Regions from separate parts of the Mus musculus genome. Here regions 1 and 2 are each linked to region 3. The links are chromatin loops, found by intact Hi-C in ENCODE. Cell type or tissue: left cerebral cortex. All regions are shown on one strand.

Evidence for each region. A loop is a pair of places that touch in the nucleus more often than their neighbours do. Peaks named below come from ENCODE experiments on the same cell type or tissue, not always from the same donor. Only the 100,000 strongest peaks of a DNase experiment are listed, where the experiment ranks them.
Region 1: it touches region 3 in a loop (2.5-fold over the local background); 22 of 42 quality-filtered maps call a loop at or near these places.
Region 2: a loop joins it to region 3, with 7 times the contacts of the local background. A loop is called at or near these places in 28 of 42 quality-filtered maps.

Annotation. Positions count from the first base shown.
Region 1 is chr13:30,528,724-30,532,723 of GRCm38, forward strand. No RefSeq gene overlaps it. Among named protein-coding and RNA genes, the nearest start is that of Uqcrfs1, 15 kb to the right of the region's middle. In left cerebral cortex, a CTCF peak has its summit at 2,252 (motif pointing left); a DNase peak (open chromatin) is centred at 2,259.
Region 2 is chr13:29,983,724-29,987,723 of GRCm38, forward strand. E2f3 (E2F transcription factor 3) reads right to left here and starts at 2,340. Exons shown (of 7, transcript NM_010093.3): 1 at 1,577-2,340. The coding sequence starts at 1,945. In left cerebral cortex, CTCF peaks have their summits at 648 and 2,337; DNase peaks (open chromatin) are centred at 178, 717, 1,135, 1,843 and 2 more places; H3K4me3 peaks cover 3,278 bases; H3K27ac peaks cover 2,984 bases.
Region 3 is chr13:30,083,655-30,087,654 of GRCm38, forward strand. No RefSeq gene overlaps it. Among named protein-coding and RNA genes, the nearest start is that of Mboat1, 51 kb to the right of the region's middle. In left cerebral cortex, CTCF peaks have their summits at 1,529 (motif pointing left) and 1,736; DNase peaks (open chromatin) are centred at 885 and 1,541; H3K4me3 peaks cover 711 bases; H3K27ac peaks cover 303 bases.

The DNA of each region.
Region 1 (4,000 bases), 450 kb after region 3:
GTGCATTTTCCTAGCAGATCTGGAAACACACGGAGGTGGGAGGGAGGATGCTGGTTCTTAACAGGCTTTCTTTCTCAATCCCTTTTTATTCAACCCAGCACAGAGGCCATGGATGGACCTTCCTTCCTCATCAAATATCTCAGCACACGGACTCATCATGGGTAAAGTACATTAAATGTTTCCAATGCTTTCCGCTGGTCCTGGTAGCACACACCTGAAACCGCAGCACTTAAGAGGCTGAGGCTAGAGGGTTACTATGAGTTCGGGGCCAGCCTGGGATATCTAAGGAGTTCTAGGATAGCCTGAGTCACAGCATGTATTAAAAGAAACACAAATAAAACCCCCACTCTTAGGACACAGTGTTCTCCAGACTTCCCTGCTCTGTCACACCCTGGACACCCTCACCAGGCCCATGGGAGCAGACGAGGGGTTGGCAAGAGTTCTAGAGTGGGACTTGCTGGGACCTTACTGGTAACCTATGGATATCTGGGAAGCCCTCTTGTCTAGCTGAATGAGGTTAAGCCCTGGGGGGGGGGGGGGTTTCCTGTGAAGAGATCTCCTCATAAAAGGGCTGATAGCTTAGACGTTTTAGATATTTAAGACTCCTCTTTCTTGTGCTTTCCTTTGTTATTGGGCGGCATCAGAGATGGCGGCTGTACTTCACTTCTGCTTCACCAGAACGCCACAGTTCTGTCTTGACCTGAGTTACAGCCCCCAGAATTCATGCTTTGAAGCCCCCAGCCCGGGCTACTTTTCTATTCCTCCCGAGAGACAGATGAGCTGTCCCTTTCTCAAGCGTCGATCTACAAAAGGACATGAGAAGATGGGTCAGTTCCACCATTAGACACTCTCATTGCCAAGGATGGGAAAATGTCTCTGGAAAGGACAGAGTGCTCTGTGACAAACAAGGCTTGGTTCCAGGCTTCAGGGTGGCAGGCAGAGCTGTGTCCTGGACCCAGGGTCCCCTCAGTCCCATCAAGTCACCCAGATTGGCTGTCAGCAATTGTCCCACCCACTCTAGACAGGTCTCAGTTTATTCTTTTGATGACAAAGCAAAAGAAAAACACTGTGCCTGTTAAAACTGGCTGCAAACATCAAATTAGAACTTCTCGAGTTATTATCTTCACGAACACTGTCTGTGGTTCTCACAGGAGTGAAACTTGGACGCTGTGCCCCAAGACCTCTGTCCTTCTCATGCCAAGCCCCTTCTGACAGGACACAGGTATTCACAAGAGTGACTTCCACATGTTGTAAGGCCAAGGCAGAGGAAGGGGATAGAGAGGAAGATGTACTTATAAACACTGTCTCATTTCATTTTCAAAAGAGCTCTTCAGGGCACGTCCCACTGTTGCCATTTTGTAAAAGGAATGGGGGTCAGAGATACGGGGTGGCTCTCCTAGGTCACTTAGCTGGGAAAAGGTGGGCTCGATATTGAAAGTCAAGTCTTCAGGGGAGAGAGGGAAAGTGCCGGGTGGACACTGATAGGCATGAAGTAGGTTGTAGTCCGATAGAAAGCACACATCCCATCTAAACAGTCTTTCTGCCGGGCGGTGGTGGCGCACGCCTTTAATCCCAGCACTTGGGAGGCAGAGGTAGGCAGATTTCTGAGATCGAGGCCAGCCTGGTCTACAAAGTGAGTTCCAGGACAGCCAGGGCTATACAGAGAAACCCTGTCTAAAAAAAAGTCTTTTATGGAATGCATCATACAGGACAAAAAGAATACTACCATTAAATCTTAATCTGTAAGCATTATTTTCTCCAAATATATTTCCCTGGTATTTCCTTTACCAAGCACAAGTCCTTTGTATTCTCTTAATTGTCTATAGTGTGTAACTATTATCTGGATATTGTATCATAAATACCTCCATAGCAGATATATATATCATTAAAGTATCAACTTTACATAAGTCTCCACAACTCATACTGAATTAACTGAATATCCAAGGCTATAGAGCATACAGTGTAAACATTTTATAGAAGAACTATGATTTGATATCAGTCCTGTTCTTAAGTGTGCAGTTCTGTGTTCTTGTCAAACTTTGGAAATTCCTAACAATGGGGTAGAAGTTATTTTCTGAAACCCCACAGTTTTGAGGAATTGAAAATTCTGTTGTAAATGTAAACACAAATGAATCATGTGGCTTTCTGATTGACTGGCTCACTAAGACTCTAATTCTCACTTGTCACACAGAAACACATCAACACAGAAAGCGAACCCTCACCAATCCGTCCTTCTGTCATCTGCTGCCCCCTACTGGAATGAAAGGATAAAGCAGACAGTGTGCTCCAGAATTCCCACCGAAACCTCAGGAGGGAAAGCAGCTGGCTCTGAGTGGCCCTAGTGATGTGATAAAAACATGCTAAGTTACAGAGAAATCAAGATACAGGCTTTCTGATTCGGAAAAGAAACAAACTAAAATGTGATAGTCAAGGCGATACGACACGTAAGAAGTCAAATGAAGCGCGGCTGAGAGAAAGCCGAGATTCGGTCCTTCATTAGAATGAAACGTCCTTTCGTCTCTTAGTTTTCATTTGACGTCCCTGTGAAGGTGATCATTCCACAAAAAGCGGTGTACAGATTCAATGCAATCCCAATAGGAATTCCGACAGCATTCTTCACAGAAATAAAAGAAAAAAAATCCTAAAATTAGTATGGAACAAAAAAAACTATTAAGACTCCTCTTGAAATTGGAGTCTGGAGGGAGAGGGTGCTTTCCTCGGTTTACCTTGCTTTCAGCAGGCACAAATGTGAATTAGAAAACCTCTCTGTGATTTACAATGGAGACAACCTGGGACTCATTTACCTTCCTTAGGCAAAGAAACAGTTAAACTGTCTCACAATGACATCTGACAGCCTTTGTGGCTTCCTATAAATTGTAAAGCCCTCACAGCAGGTGGAAAAGTCTCCCTCCCTTCTCTCCTCTTTCCCCTCTTCCACCTCCATTAAGCCTGGGTCACTGAGAAAGGATATTTGGAAATTACTTTGAGTTAATGTCCCTTTTCTTTCCACGTGGGCACCTGAGTTAAGACTATTATTTCCGATTTTAAGCTGAAATTCTGGGAATCGGGGAGGTCTTTCCTAGTGTTCTTGTCCAGTTATTGGTGTTGATTAGCCATAGCATATGTAAAAATCCATCAACATAATACTATATAAGCAAACTCAAAGGAAAAAAAACCCACATGGTTATCTGATTACATCTGAAAAAGCCTTTGACAAAATAGAACACCCCTTCATGATAAAAGTGTTGGAGAGGTAAAAAATTCAAGGCACATACCTAAACATATCAAAGCAATATACAGCATGCCAATAGTCAATATCAAAATAAATGGAGAGAAACTTAAAAACAATTCCACTGAAATCAGGGACAAGACAAGGCTGTCCACTGTCCATAGCTATTCTACCTAGTACTTGAGCAAGACCAATGAGACAACTAAAGGAGATCAAGGGGTTACATATTGGGAAGGAAGACTTGAAGGTACTGTTATTCACAGTTGATATGATTATATACATAAGTGACCCCCAACATTCTACCAGAGAACTCCTATAGCTGATAAACAACTTCAGCAAAGTAGCTAGAGACAAAATAACTCAAAGAAGTCAGTGGCCCTCCTTTATACAAATGATAAATGGACTGAGAAGGAAATTAGGGAAACAACACCCTTCACAATAGCCACAAATAATATAAAATACCTTGGTGTAATTCTAACTAAGCAAGTGAAAGATCTGTATCATAACTTATCTTTGAAGAAAGAAATTGAGGAAGATATCAGAAGATGGAATGACTTACCATGCTCATGGATCTGTAGGGTGAACACACTAAAAATGTCCATCCTATCAAAAGCAATCTACAGATTCATCACAATTCACATCATAATTTCAACACAATTCTTAACAGACTTTGAAAGAACAAGACTCAACGTCATAATGGAAAAACAAAAACCCAGGATTTCTCAAACAATCCTGTATAGTTTCACATCTGACAGAGAGCTGGCATCTAAA
Region 2 (4,000 bases), 100 kb before region 3:
GAGGGGGTGGCGGGTGGCCTGGGAACCCCACAGACACCCTACCCTCTGACCCGCCCCCTCCCCCTCCAGCACAAGGGAAGCAAGACAGAAAGCAGCTCAACTCGGCCACGGGCGTGAAGCCCTCATCAGGGTTTCAATTGCCCATCCATCCACCCCCCAAAAGAAACACACGTAAACACTATACCCACCCCGGGGGCGGCCACTCCCGCCCCGGGGCTCCTAGAAGCGGAGGCCGGGGATTTACTTAGTTAGATTTTTCTTGCTTACTCATTTCCCTCAAGCACCCAACCCCCCGTTCCCACTCCAAAACCCCGCTCCGTCGCCTACCCTCCGGCTCGGGCCCCCCGGGGATCCCGGGTCCCCGCGGCGGTGGCTCGGGCCCCCGCGCGGTCCAGGTCACTAACCTGCTGCTGTAAGGGCATTTCCGAAAGCAGCCTGGCTCCGGGGGAGGTGGGGGGCCGGCTGGAGAGGGGGCCCGAGGCCGAGTGGAGCGGCGGCGCCGGGCGAGGGCGGGCGCCGTGGGGGGGTGGGGACGGGAGAGGGAGGGTGGCGGTGCCGGGTGCGAGGGCGCCGGGACCGTCCCAGGCCTGGGAGCCGGCGAGCAGGAGGAAGTGGGTGCCCCCTCTCCCCCTCCAGCGCCCCCTCCCGCCGCCGCCTCCTCCCCAGTCACAGGCGCGTCCTCCGCGCACGTGTGCGAAACGTCACCGGCGGGTCCCGGAGAGAAGGGACAGATCCTGGCGGCGGGACGGGAACCCGGCTGCCCCCGCCCTCCGTCGCCGGGGGGGCGGGGAGGGGGACAGGGCGGGGAAGGAAGGGGCAAGGGGAGAGGCGGGTCAAGGGCAGGCCCGGGGCCCGGAGAGCAAGGCCCCAGCGCTCCGGCCACGCGGGCGCCGCCGCTGCCACCGCGGAGATGCGCCCAGGCCGGAGCACCCGCCCGCCGGCCCCTTGTCGCAGACAGCGCGAGCCCTGGCCCACCGGGGCTCTCAGCTCCACCTCCCCCACCGCGATACCCGTCCACCTCCCAGATCCCCTTTGTTGCCTGGAGCTAGGTCCCCAAAGGTGCCAGGCACTGGCGCCCCTGCGCTCGGAGCACGCCTGCGGGACCCCCAGTCGCCCAGGGGCAGCAGAGACAGGAGAGGAGGCTTGCACGCCTCGGGTCCCCCAGTTTACATCCTCTGGGGTCCCCCACTCTCCAGTGCACTACTCCCTCCCCCACCCCCTTCTCCATCCGGGGCGTGACCCCTTCCTACGCCCGAGAAAGAGGAAGCTTCGAGTTGCAAGGGAGGGGAGAGTGGGGGTAGGGAAAAGTGCAGGAAAAGAAGTGGAGGGGGGGGGGGCGCGAAAAGTTTTGGAGTGTTGGATGTGGTTCTCAAAGAGGGACTCCCCACTGCCCCGCGTGCCTGCCCAGGCCCCCACGTCCTCCCAACGTCCGCAGGAAAGCACCCCGAGTCTAACAATAAGCACACGCTGGAAGGGACAGCAACGAGGCCCACGATGCTCAGCCTCGCGCTCCCGCCGCCACCGCTCCCGGGAGCCCGCCTCCCACCTGGGCTAGGGACGCTGAGGAGGGTATTACCGGTGGGCCACCGCCGCCGCCGCGTCCTGGTGCTGGTGGCTGCTGCAGCAGCCCGACTCTGCTGGAGGGTCCTTGTGGCGTGGTGTAGAGGCTGCTGGCGGCCGGCTCCGTGCCGGGGACACTGGGGAGAAGGGGGCCGGCGGTCAGGGCGCCACTTTGGAGGGAGGTGGCACAGGACGTGGTGGAAGGGTTCGTAGTGAGGATCTGGATGTACGTGCCCGGGGCGGCGGCGGCGGCGAAGCCGGGGCTGGCTAGCAGTGCCCTTTTGTCCATGGAGGCTGCAGCGGCGGCGGCGACGACAGCCGCCCCCTCCCCACCCCCGGCGGTCACCAGGTACTGCTCCAGGGCGGGCTGGATCCCCTTTCTCATCTCTCGCTCCTGCTCTTTTTTAGTGTTACGATATATTAACGTATTGCTTTCAATTTCTTTTATTATTTGCAGCCGGAGTTTCCAAGTCTCTCCTTCTCGCCTCCCCTCCCGGCGCTTCCGAACCCTCTCTCTCTCTTTTCTTTTTATTTTTCCGCACCGCACAGGCCCCGGGGGCCAAAAATAATCGGGGGTCTGGAGAGAGGAGGGTCCCGGCCGCACGGATATCAGGCCCCGAGGAGGGATGGAGGCGTCGGGGGCAGCCGATGCAACGGATTGCGAGGCGGTGGCGGCAGCCCGGGTGCTGCGGCCGGCAGCTGAAAAATGGCTCCAGGAAGCTGCTGCTGACAATGAATGAAGGGATACGGTTTACGCGCCAAGGTCCTCCCGCGAAACTCAGATTTCCCGCCGGCTTTTCAAACCATATTTGCATATCTCCGCCCCTCAACCCGCCGAGGACTGTTCCCACAGTCCATTGGATCCCTGTCGCCTTACTTCGGTACCAATCCTGGAGCGAGGTCGCCACTGGCTGTTTTCCATTGGCTGCCATACACCATGGTTACCGGGGTGACCCGGGCTCTATTTGCATAGAGCAACCTGACTGGCTGGAAGCAGAGCAGGCTTCTTAGGAGGTGGGGCAAAGTCCTACTCTCCCACGGAAAGCCACGCCCATTCCAGGCCCCTCCCTCGCTCCTACCCGCGGGGCTGGCTCTGATGACCTGGGCAGGGACTCTGCCTCGCAGACTCAGTGTGGATCTAGTCTTGAGCGCAAGTTTCGGTTTTGGAAATTGTCAAGGTGACACCCTCAGGGACTTTGTTTCCTGTAACCAAGCAGTGTAGTAAATGAAGAACTGGTAGAAATTCCCCTAAATATGTGTCAAAGGCAAGTTGGACCCGGCCTGGCAGGTGGAAAACTGAGCCCTTTAAATCCTGGGTTTCTTCCTTCCTGAAATCCAACCAATGACGTGAGAGCGGATCCGGAGGCCAAGGCTGATAGACAGAAGCATGTGGGCAGACAGAACCGTGGGGGTAGAAGGTTCAGCTGACGCGACTGCAGGCACACTTTAGTTCATATTCCAGATCATTCCTGGCAGCTTCATGATTAGCCCGATTTCGATTTAAGTAAAAATTAACTCTTTGTTCAGTGAACTCTGACTACAAGTATAGGTTTGAGTCTAACAAGCACCCTCTCTGGCCCAGAAACACCCAGGGGAGTTAATCAGGGCTAACCTAGAACTGATCCGCGGGTTTTTAATCCGCCATGCAGTAATCCAAAGTAGTACAGGCTTTTATGGTGACGTGGGACTTCCAGTGAAAGCTGCCTGCACTCAGCTCTTTACAGCCTCATACGCCAGGAAATTCTTAAGCAAACAGCAAACACTACAACGCAAACCTAACCCGATATGTTTTAAAAGAGGAGAAAAATGTATGCATATATATGTATATATGGAAATCAGAAAATGTCAAGGAAAATGAAATCGTCGAACTGGTTTCTATATTAAAGTAAATACTCACGGATCTTTAAAATGAGCATTGTGGGGCTGGAGAAATGGATCAGTTACTTACATAAGTGAGGGGACCTATATTTGATCCCCAATACTCACATTTAAAAAGCTAGGCATGACCGCGTGTATCACTAATCCCAGAACTGGGAGAATGAGACCTGAAAACTCATTGGGGCTTGATGGTCAGCCAGTGAAGCCAGTTGGGAAATTCGAGACTCACTGAGCTATCCTATTCTGAAAACTCAGGTAGAGAGCTACTGAGGGAGACATCTGAGGTTGACCTCTCTGGCCTCCACAGGCACGTGCATATGCACAAGCGTGTGCACTCTCACGTACACACACACTTGTATACGCACAATGAGAAGTATTTACGACTGAGGAGGAAGGTGAGGGAAGATGTAGATGTCGAGACCAGATTTTCATTGAGTAGCTGAGAACTGTGGAAAACAGCTGTTGGGATACATCCTTCTCTACCTCAGGCACATTATAATTTTTTAAATGTAGAGTATTTGGTAGGGTGCTCAGTGGATGACAAGGCTTGCATTACACCTAG
Region 3 (4,000 bases):
TTTTAGATTATATAGCTGGGGCGTATGAAGAAGGAGATGAAGAGACTGGCCTCTGAGCAATGATGCTGACAACAGAGATGGAGGGTTGTAGGATCTGGATCCTGCCTGGCAGATTAAGCACACACTGTAGGACAAATTGTGGTTGACTGAAGACAAGAGCTCCTCAGGTTGCGCAGAATTTTCAGACATTTGTTACTCAGAAAGCTGGGCAGTTCACAGTTTTAGTCTTGGGCCCAGGCCTTAATCTGTGTCTATGTCATGACAGTGGGGACGGTGGAGGGAAGTGGGTAAATCTATAAATCTTAAAACACTAGAAAGGGTTGGGGTGTTCTTTCCAACAGAGCTGTGTGGTACACCCACGCCCCCAACTTCTGTATGTAAGCCATTCCTTCTAAATGAGGTCTACCCAAGTACCCTAAAAAAACAAACCAAAAAAACCCGAAACCCATTATCAGTCCTCGCAAGCCTAACCATTATCAGTCCCCGCAAGCCTCCATATCCTGCTCTACGTTCTTTCCCATAGTGCTTATCTTCTTGCTTCAAAGCATTCTTGACTGCCTGGAATGCCTGCTGTTTACTGTCACCTCCTCGCTAGAATGCAAGCCCACCATGTTAGGAACCATTGGTTATTTTGTGCATGGACAGATAGTAGGTGCTCAGCAGATATTTGAAAACTCACTAATAATGGCTCTGATTAGCATTCACAGAGCAGATCCCGGACCCTGACACACCAAGCAACGTCAAATAGTTACCGTCCCTTGATGAAGTAAGACAATTCTTGTTTGCCATTTCAGAAAGAAGGAAACAGGACCACAGACAGGTTAGGAGGAACCAAGGTTGCCTATAAAACTAGTAAAAAAGTGGTACCATGGTCCAGACACGAAAATACTTCTCAACTCAGAAATATGGATCCCAGAAAGCAAGAATGAGCAAGCTACTGGGGACTGGCTGGCACTTGGAAGCCAGATGGTTTTGGATCGGCAGGTCTAAATCCTTAGCTAACTGTGTCAGAGGAAGCCATTTTAAGGAGTACATTCTCCATGAAAAACCTGGCAAGACACAGAAAAACATAGAGGCGAGGAAAGGGCTTTTATAGAGTAATACAAGTGAGAATTATACTCAAGTTTTTCATTTCTCAGTAATTAGATTCCGTTTAAATTCACATCTTTAAAAAAGGTGAATGCAGGCTGAATTTCCCTTATCCCATATTTTGGGTAAAATGTACCTAAAATAAAATCTACCTAATGTTAGCAAATTACTAACATCTCTTCATGTAAGTAATTAATTTGGTTTCTGTTTTGCCCTGCAGATGGGACAATTTATTATTACTGCTAATAAATCTCTAGGAATTAATTGTTGAGATGGGATTAACAACCCCAAAATGGTTGGAAGAAAATCTTAATTTGGATCATGTTTTCCTAACTCTGTCAGCAGCTTCTGATTATAAAAATAGTCTCAACCCCCTTAGGCGGGACTTACTCTTCCGGTGTCTGCGGAGGGCAGGGTGACCTTTCACTCGCTTTTGATGACCGCCCTCTTGTGGTGGATCGTGAGGATGCACGCCTAGCTCCAAGGTTCTTTGTGAGAGAGCCCAGCCCCGCGTGGTCTAGAATATTCTGGGATCTCCCTGGTGAAGATTTCCTTGCTCCCCTCTTCTTCTCGGGGAGTCTGTAATGTTCTGTAAACACAAGGACAAATATATTGCTGTTGTTTCTATATTGTATTTTTGACTGTTTATTTTTGTGGCAACTGCTGTTACTGTGGCCAATTTTAGTCGTAATTATTTTCCTCTTCCTGCTTTACAGAGGGTTGTAAGAAAATGTGAATAGAAGAAAATCAAGAAGGCTAAAGGGATTTCTTCTCATCCACGCTTTTAACTTCACTCCACCAAATGGCTGCGATAGTTTTTGTTTGTTTTGTTTGTTTGTTTGTTTGTTTTTCTTTCCTTAAAAATACAAGGTAAAACCAAACAGAAACCTGGAGGTGGAGAGTGGTAGCACAGGCTGGTGTCTAATCTCAGCACTTGGAGGATCTCAAGTTCGGGCCTAACCAGGGCTACATAATAAACAAATGGACAAAATGCCAAAGGATGATAGATACATAGTTACGCCTGAGAAATAACAGGCTTGAGATTGTAAATTCTCTCACTTAGCAGTTGCTTTAAGTTTTAAGGTTCTAAACCTTAGGAGAGGTCGAACATCAGATATCCTGTATGTCAGCTATTTACATTATGATTCACAACAGTAGCATAGTTACAGTTATGGAGTAGCAACAAAAATAATTTTATGTTTGGGAATCACCACACCATGAGGAACTGTGTTAAAGGGTCACAGAATCAGGAAGGTTGAGAAGCGCTGCCTTGATGTTAAAGAGAAAGTATAAAGCTGACAGAGGAACGGCATTTGTATCAACTCTTCTACAGGGTCTCTCATGCACAGACACTGTGTATAATGTCTCTTGGAAATGTAAACCTATGGTCCTAGCTACAGCTGAGCTTATTTAATGGGTGTCACTTAAATTTTACTTAAGCAAGGGACAATGTCTCTATATACACACACACATATATATATAATATATATGCATGTATATACATATATAATATAAACACATACAATATATACATATATAATATATACTATATAATGTTTTTATTATTGAAAAGTTCATACATGTATATAACATTCAATCAATAACATCCACCTCCCTTCCTCCACCTGGACCCCCCAGACCCACTCCTACCTAATTTCGTATCCCCTCTTTTCTAGCCCACTGATTACTATTTGTGCTGCCCATATGTGAGCGGGTGTGAGACCATCCACTGAAGCACTGTTGTCGTACTATAGATCACACTTGTCTTTGTTAGGGTTTCTGTTGCTGCGATGTTGTTGCCATGGCCAAAAAGCAAGCTGGGGAAGAAAGGGTTTCCTTAGCTTGTACATCTACATTGCTGGTCACCACTGGAGGATGTCAGTGCAGGAACTCAAGCAGGATAGGAACCTGGAGGCAGGAGCTGATGCAGAAACCATAGAGGGGTGCTGCTTATTACTGGCTTGCTTCCCAGGGCTTGTTCAGCCTGCTTTCTTACAGAACTCAGGACCACCAATCTAGGGATGGCAACACCCATAATGGGCTGGGCCCTCTCCCATTGATCACTAGTCGAGAAAATGCTTTACAGTTTGATCTCATGGAGGCATTTCCTCAAGGGAGACTCCTTCCTCTCTAAAGACTCTAGATTGTGTCAAGTGACCTAAAAACCACCCAGTACAACACCTCTAAAAATAATTCTCTCCTTTCTAAGCAGCTATCAACTGTCAAACAGTCTTCAGCTACGTGTGAGGTCTTGGAAGCCCCTTCATTCTTCATGATAGGGTACTGAATGGCTCAATCTTAGCATCCACAGATGCTGTGATTTCATGAGCGCAGGGGGCATCCTGGCACCTCCAGAAGATACTGTTTCACCTTGCCCCAGTCCCCAGGCTGGCACTTCACTGTTTCTCTTCCCTCTTCTGCCATGCTACCTACAGCCTTATGGCAAGGGATGTGTACAGCTGACCATTTATGGCTGTGCACGGAAAGTCTATCTTGGGTATACTTTATGACATACTGAAAGAGTCTTGGATCTCTAGGATCTGAACAGAACTGGAGTCTGAACTCTCATACTTAGCTGTTGTGATCATTCGAATAAAAATGGCCCCCATAGGCTCATAGATCTGAATGGTGGTCACTAGAATTAGGAGGTGTGGCCTTATCGTAGGAAGTACTACATCAAAAGACCATGCCAAGCCCAGAGTCTCTCTCTCTCTCTTGGCCAGCAGATCAGGCTATAGCTCTCAGTTACCTCCCCAGCACCTTTCTGCCTGTGTGGGGCCATGCTTCCCACCATGATAATGGACTAAACCTCTGAAACTGTAAGCCAGCCCTCCACTAAATGCTTTCTTTTTTAAGAGCTGCCTTGGTCCCCGTGTCTCTTCATGGCAGTAGAACATGACTAAGACAGTGG